Linked DNA regions of Homo sapiens: all the other regions are linked to region 1. Evidence: read pairs that join two places in POLR2A ChIA-PET (ENCODE). Cell type or tissue: PC-9. All regions are shown on one strand.

Region 1 (2,500 bases):
CGATATTTAGAAGGAAAAGCTGTCAGTAGGTGGTGACTGCCTAGATTTGGGGGATGATGATCAGGGTTGTCCAGAAGGACTGCACCTTTTCAGCCTAGTGCGGGTGGGGAGGGATGATGCTATTGATGGAGGAAAAGACGTCTGAGGGATGTGGGAGCGGAAGAGCCAGGAGAGAAGATGGACGGTTAACTTAAGGACATGTCTGGGGCAGGATTGAAACGATAAACAACTACCATCTGAGTGTCATGCCAAGCACGTGTATATATATTACCTCATTTGATCCCATTTATTCTTCACAAGAACTCTATGAGGTAGGTATTAGCCCAGTTTAATAATGAGGAAACTTGCCTAATTTCATATTGCTGGTAAGTGCAGAATGATATTTGACCTCAAGACTATCAGATTCTAAGGCACTTGCCAGGACCCTGCTACACAATCCCATTTCTCCTACCTGCAGCCAAACATTTCCACTTAGAAGGTGGCATACAACCAGAATAGCTAGCCAGATGCAGTGGCTCACGCCTGTTATCCCAGCACTTTGGGAGGCCGAGGTGGGTGGATCACCTGAGGTCAGGAGTTCGAGACCAGCCTGGCCAACATGTTGAAACCCCATCTCTACTAAAAATACAAAAATTAGCCGGGTGTGGTGGTGCGTGCCTGTAATCTCAGCTACTCAGGAGGCTGAGACAGGAGAATTGCTTGAACCTGGGAGGCAGAGGTTGCAGTGAGCCGAGTTAGTGCCACTGCACTCTAGCCTGGGTGACAGAGTGAGACTTTGTCTCAAAAAAAAAAAAAAAAAAAAAAGAAATTAAAACAAGCCCCAGAAAACAGGAATAGCCTGGTGTGTGTGCATGGGGATTGGGAAAGTACAATACTGGAGATACAGATTTGAGACTCTGCCATCATTGTCAAACATTAAGTGCTCGTATATAGGAAACCATGCTAGAAATAAAGAATAAAAACAGGTATAAGATGAAGGAATGCCAGTTCAGAGTAATTCAGTAAATTGGGTCTCACAGCTAGTAACTGGTAGAGCTAAGGCTTAAACTCAGCTTTTTTAATTCTAAGTTCTGTGTCCTTCCTCTATGGAAATTTAAACTTCCTTTTCTTTTCTTTTCTTTTTCTTTTTTTTTTTTTTTTTTTTGACATGGGGGTCTCACTCTGTTACCCAGGCTGGAGTACAGTGGCGTGAACACAGCTCACTGAAGCCTCAACCTCCCCTGCTCAAGCTATCCTCCTGTCTCAGCCTCCTGAGTAGCTGGGACTACAGTTGTGTGCCACTGTGTGACCAGCTAGTTCTTCTAATTTTTAGTAGAGATGAGGTCTCACTATGGTTTTTTTTTTAATATGTTAAAAAATATTAGAGACGGGTTTTTGCTATGTTGCCCAGGCTGGTGTTGAACTCCCAGGCTCAAGTGATTCTTCCACCTGGGCCTCTCAAAGTGCTGGGATTACAGGTGTGAGCTACTGTGCTCAGTCTCTAAACTTTTTTAAAGGCAGAGAGAGAAGAGCAAGCAGAACTGAAAATATAATTAATATTTATTGAACAGCTATATGCCAGGCCTAGGTATGTTTCTCACTTAATTATCCTAATAATTGATGAAGTAGCATTTATTATCCTCATTTTACAGATGAGAAAATGAAGGCTCAGAGAGTTAAAGTAACTTTTTTTTTTTTGTTTTGAGACAGAGTTTTGCTCTTTTTGCCCAGGCTGGAGTGCAATGGCGCGATCTTGGCTCACTGCAACCTCTGCCTCCCGGGTTCAAGCAATTCTCCTGCCTCAGCCTCCCAAGTAGCTGGGATTACAGGCACTTGCCACCATGCCCAGCTAATTTTTTGTATTTTTAGTAGAGACGGGGTTTCACCATGTTGGCCAGGATGGTCTCGATCTCTTGACCTCGTGATCCGCCTGCCTCGGCCTCCCAAAGTCCTGGGATTACAGGCATGAGCCACCGCGCCTGGCCGAGTTAAAGTAACTTTCCAAAGGTAAGTGGCAAGAGGTAAGAGGGCCCAGTTAAAGGCAGTCTGTCTCCCTGAGTCTTCTAAGTACCAGTAATAAGTGAGTGCTGACTCTGCAAGTCTAACTCCCACCATCAGTCATCATGATTTTTAAAATTTTTCTTTCTCTCTCTCTCTATTTTTTTTTTTTTTTTTGAGATGGAGTCTTGCTCTGTCCCCCAGGCTGGAGTGCAGTGGCGTGATCTCAGCTCACTGCAAGCTCCGCCTCCCAGGTTCACGCCATTCTCCTGCCTCAGCCTCCCGAGTAGCTGGGACTACAGGCGCCCACCACCACACCGGGCTAATTTTTTTTTTTTTGTATTTTTAGTAGAGACGAGATTTCACCATGTTAGCCAGGATGGTCTCGATCTCTTGACCTCATGATCCACCCGCCTCAGCCTCCCAAAGTGCTGGGATTACAGGCGTGAGCCACCGCGCCCGGCCCTCTCTATTTTTTTAGAGACAGGGTCTTGCTATGTTGCCAAGGCTGGTCTTGAACTCC
Region 2 (2,500 bases), 82 kb after region 1:
TGAGAAAGCAGATATCAGAGATGGCACCATTGGACTATGAGCCCTGGGCCCAGGACAGACCTGGGCCTCCACCTTGTCCCATCACACCCATTTCACAGACCTAGAGAGGGGATGTCATTTCAGGTCACCAGATGGTGCTGGGGCTAACCCATCCACAGACCTGGCCCTCGGAGGAAATGAGTCTCCCTGAGTTAGTGACTCGCGAAGGGGTCCCTCTTCCTTGCAACGTTCCCAGCTACACCCCGACTGCCCCAAGTCCAGGCTCTTCCTCCGGGCAGGCCTTTTCTTGTGTGCTCCCTGGCCTGCATGCCTTAGAACCCCCTGACCTCCAGGCACTGCCTTTAGCTTCTCCCAAACCAGACTGTGGCTCCCCATGTTAGAAACTGGGTGATCCCCTCTTTTCTGAGGTCCCCAGTCCACAGAAAAGTCTTTCAGACTTGAATGAAAGATGTTTCTTTTCCAGGGCTGGGCCCAGACCCTGGGGCTTGGAGGGAAACATGCAGACTTGGAGAGCTGTGACCTGCCCCATGAGCCTGGTCACCACCTTCCCCTGGGCCTGTCCAGGAGATTCTGGTGGGGTCTGAGACAGGAAGAAGGACCCAGGGTTCCAATCTAATGCCTTCCTGAAGCTCCAGTCTCCACATCCCAGCTGGCCATTGGGAGAAAGAGACAAAGGTCTCTTGTATCGTCCTCCTAATGGTCAGCAGGTGGCGCTGTGCCCCCAGCTTTGCAGGCCTCAGGTCCTGGTTCTGCAAGTTTGCTTTGCCCAGGCGGGGGTCTGGGCTGCAGTCCTGGAGGGCCCCCTGAATGCTGCCAGAGTTCCTCTGTGGCCCCCTTCCTGCCTCTGCTGGTGGTATCTGGTGGGGTGAGATGCCTCCCAGGCCTCAAGAAGTCTGAACACAGGTTCCTGGCGTGTTCCTTGCCCCAGCTCATGCTGTCCCGAGAAGCCTCTTGGCTGCCCAGGTTGTCTGTTCTCTGTAGTGGGCACTGTGTCAGGCGTGGCACACCCATCAGCTCCTATATTCACCAGCAACTGTGTGAAGTGGGTGCCCGTTGTACAGATGAGAACACCAAGGTCAGGAAAGGCCAGCAAGTCCACTCAGCTAGCATGTGGCAGGGCTGGGTGTGCCGCCCAGGCCTGTTGGACGCCCACGTGTGTTGTCAACCCCTGCACTGGATTGTAGCTGCGTTCCAGAGGAATTATAGCTCTTAGGCTAAAAGTCCCAAATCAGGAACTCTCCTAGCCTCCCTCACCCCAACACTGGGATTCTTTGTCCACCCACTCGAGGCCCTAAGCTGAGCCCCAGGGAGCAGTCTAAGCCTGTGTGATCGGGAGTGTCGCAACCTGACCACTCCATTCTGCTGTGGGTGCAGGGGACGGGGACCAGAACGAGAGAGCAACCCTGGGAACCACATGGTGGAAAGGAGTGCCCAGCTCCTCTCTCTGTCTGCTCTTTTCACACCGGGCCTCTTCCTCACCCTGCTTCTCCTTAGCTCTGCCCTCTTCCCCTTCCTCAGCTGTCTAGATGCATCTCCCTCCCTGACTCTGTCCCTAGTACCCTCTTTTACTCTGTCAGCCTGTCTTTCTCTCTTTTCATGTCTCGTCTTTCTCCAACAGAATCGGAGTTAAGTGACAAAAGAAAAATGATCCCCTCCTGCCAGGGTTATTAAAATCATGTTCTACAATTGAGCCGCCAGGAGAGCCCGACTAATGACGGATGATGAGGCCATGGCGTCCCCACAGCTGGGAGTGAGGTGATAGGCCCGGCTGTGGGATTACCACCAATTACTCTGGGCAGAGTGAGCAGCGCTTCTGTTCTCCTTCAAATCACCTCCCTCCTGCTCCTGGGAGATAAAGTCTCACCCCTGGCGGGGAGGCTGGAGCTGGGGTGAGGGGAAAGAGCTGGAGCTGCCATATAGCCCCCAAGGTAACTTGCCCAAGGTCACACAGCCAGTAAGTGGCAGAGTGGGTACTTGAACTCCAGACTCCAGTGTTTTAAAAATTCATTAGGCAGCCTCCCCTCTGTGAACGGGGCATGAGAAATTATTTTGTTTGCCAGAAAATGATAGTCCTTGGTCAACTAGACTTGGATCCTACTGGGCCACAAAAAGAGTAAACAAGGCCAGGCATGGTGGCTTACGCCTGTAATCCCAGCACTTTGGGAGGCCGAGGCGGGCAGATCACTTGAGGCCAGGAGTTTGAGATCAGCCTGGCCAACATGGTGAAACCCCATCTCTACTAAAAATACAAAAATAAGCCGGGTGTGGTGGAGAGCACCTGTAATCCCAGCTACTTGGGAGGCTGAGGCTTGAGAATGACTTGAACCCAGGAGGCAGAGGTTGCAGTGAAAACACATTGCAGCAAAGTGAATTTTAGTTAGACACTAGGAAGGACTTCCCCAAGGAGTGGGCTCTAAAATAGATGACTGAGAGTCTGTAGTTTCTTCCTTGGATGGTCTTTCACAACAAGAGGGGCCCTCTTGGCAGTCTTTCTAAGCTA
Region 3 (2,500 bases), 98 kb after region 1:
TCTGAAGGCAGGAAAAGACCCACGTCCCAGTTCTAGACAGTTGGGTAGGAGTTCCCTCTAACTTGAGGAAGAGGCAGACTTTTTGTTTTCTTCAGGCCTTCAACTGATTAGATTCGGCCCACCACACTGGGGAGGGCAATCTGCTTTACTCAGCATGATGTTGTGAAATACAGATTTGCTCTTCATCCAGCTTCCTGGCACACACGTCTAAAACCCTTGGAATCTCTTAGGTGATAGGTGCCTCCTTGAATGCTAATGAGATGTCTTGTGGCTGGGGGTTCAGACACTGATAGCCTCAGGATGGAGGCTGGTTGCCACGGAACCAACCACATGATTGGAAGGTTGGCATTTTCAGTCCCATCTCCAACCTCCTGGGAATGGGAGAGGGGCTGAAGGTTGAGTTGATCACCAGTGGCCAATGATTTACTCAATCATGCCTAAGTAATGAAGTCTCTATAAAGGCTCAAAACGACAAGGTGTGGGGAGCTTGCAGACAGCTGAACATGTGAAGGATGGTGCACCTGGGAGGGCATGGAAGCTTTGCAGCCCTTCCCACATGCCTTGTCCTATGAATCTCTTCCATCTGCCTGTTCATCTCCTGTGTAATATACTTTATAATAGATCAGTAAACATAAGTAAGGTATTTGCCTGAATTCTGTGAGTTACTCTAGCAAATTAAACCTGAGGAGGGGACTGTGGGAACCTTGATTTATGGCTTTTTGGTCAGAAGCACAGATGAAACGATCTGGGGCTTGCAATTGACATCTGGAGTTCAGGCAGTCTTGTAGGACTGAGCTTTTAACCTGTGGGATCTGACACTGTCTCCAGGTAGATGGTGTCAGAATTGAATTGAATAAGAGGACTCCACTGCAGAAATGGTTGTGTGTGGGGATTTTTGATGCCAGAGGTGCAGTGTTCTGTGTTAAGAGTATTTTGTTAACTGTGTGTGAGAGTAGAAAACACAGTTTGGTTTTTTCCTATCTCAGACACTCAGTCTACCAGCTAAAATGTTAATCTCATTAAGAAAACACCTACCTTTCCACCCCCACACACCCAGAATAATGTTTGACCAAATATCTGGGCACCCTATGGCTCAGTCAAGTTAACACATGAAATTAACCATCACAGTGGGTCACTCCAGGCTTTGAGCAATGAGAGTAAAAGTCCTTCCCAATTCAGCAGTCTCCAAAAGTTGGGCAGAGAAGAAAAGCCTGGCCCAGGAAGGATCCTAAAGCCAGTGACCACCACTGCCCACTGCATACCCCATCTCTGGCCCCCTGTGTTCAACCCCGACTTAGCCCTGGGGGCAGGTGCATTGGAAGATATAGGTGGTCAGTTCCTGCTCTCATGGTCTGGGAAGCTATGGAAGGAGAAGTCATCTGGGATCCCCCATTCTCTAAGGCTCCAGCTGTGAATCTGGGTAATATGCATGCCCCTTTATCCCAGCATTCACGTGCGTTTTTCCCTAGTCAGTTTTCTTTACCCTGGACTGGACAAGTTGAGGTTTTGAACAGCTATTCTGGGCTTAGAATGTGGCCCCATCAAGTGTCTGGGTCTCTATGGTGGGTTAAAGATGGCCATGCATTCTTTGCCACTCCTTCCATAAGAGGTGGAATGTATTTTCTTTCTCTTTGAATTTAAGCTGGCCTCTGACAGCTTTTACCAATAACAAAAGTGATGCCGTGTAATTTCTATGGCCAAATCTTATGAGATCTGCGACTTCTACTTTTGTTGCTTGTAACACTTGCTCTTAGAAGGCAGCTGCCATGTAAGAAGGCTGACTATCCTACTGCCATATTGTGAGGAAGCCTAAGCTAGCCACATGGAATGAGAGAGACCATGTGGAACAACTTTGAGGCACTAGACAAATGAATGAGATCTCCTTGACCTTCCAGCCGAATCCACTTGTCAGCTGAATGCCGCCAGTAAATATCCCAGCTGAACTCACACACAGCAGAAACACCACTCTGCTACCAGATAACTTGGTGTATTGGGACTTCTGTGAGGCCAGCACTGGCAGTCCCAACTGGGACATGGCTATCATAGCCAAATGGTGATTCTCAGACCACTGCCAACATGCACTGTTGTTGCGGGCGTATTTTTCTCTCCCCTGGGGATATAATTAGGGTAACTTTTCTGGCTATATCCAAGCTGTGGCTATATCCACGTGTGGATGACTTGGATCCACATGTGATGACCCATGCAGCCTGAGCCTAGCATAGGGTGCTTCACCAGACAAAGAGTCATCAAAAGTTTTCTTTTCTCACCACCTCCATTTTGTGATCCTATTCCCATAGGAGATCATGAGGTTTTGTGTTAAAAGCGCTCTGCAATCCATGTACCTGAAGATTGTAGCTTTGCCTGATGGCTGGGTGGCTCCAAAATAGCAAATGCAAGTCACTGGCTGAGCTGTGGTCACAGCGTCTCAGAGTCCTCGCAGTCAAGCTCTTTGATCCACTTTGGAGTTTGCTGGGGCTTTGCGGGATTAACTTCTCTCTCT

What was found. Peaks named below come from ENCODE experiments on the same cell type or tissue, not always from the same donor. Only the 100,000 strongest peaks of a DNase experiment are listed, where the experiment ranks them.
Region 2: POLR2A ChIA-PET joins it to region 1 with 5 read pairs; 2 of 35 experiments call an interaction of 5 or more read pairs at or near these places.
Region 3: POLR2A ChIA-PET joins it to region 1 with 9 read pairs; 2 of 35 experiments call an interaction of 5 or more read pairs at or near these places.

Annotation. Positions count from the first base shown.
Region 1 is chr1:36,433,968-36,436,467 of GRCh38, forward strand. The region is part of intron 2 of OSCP1 (organic solute carrier partner 1); the gene reads right to left. It overlaps LOC107984940 (a long non-coding RNA gene), which reads left to right and starts at 1,898. Exons shown (of 3, transcript XR_001737976.2): 1 at 1,898-1,986. In PC-9, no CTCF peak of the experiment used is centred here; no DNase peak of the experiment used is centred here; H3K27ac peaks cover 1,651 bases.
Region 2 is chr1:36,515,826-36,518,325 of GRCh38, forward strand. No RefSeq gene overlaps it. Among named protein-coding and RNA genes, the nearest start is that of CSF3R, 34 kb to the left of the region's middle. RefSeq lists enhancers at 762-851, 892-941. In PC-9, CTCF peaks have their summits at 727 (motif pointing right) and 926; no DNase peak of the experiment used is centred here.
Region 3 is chr1:36,531,916-36,534,415 of GRCh38, forward strand. No RefSeq gene overlaps it. Among named protein-coding and RNA genes, the nearest start is that of CSF3R, 50 kb to the left of the region's middle. RefSeq lists an enhancer at 2,470-2,500. In PC-9, no CTCF peak of the experiment used is centred here; no DNase peak of the experiment used is centred here; H3K27me3 peaks cover 2,399 bases.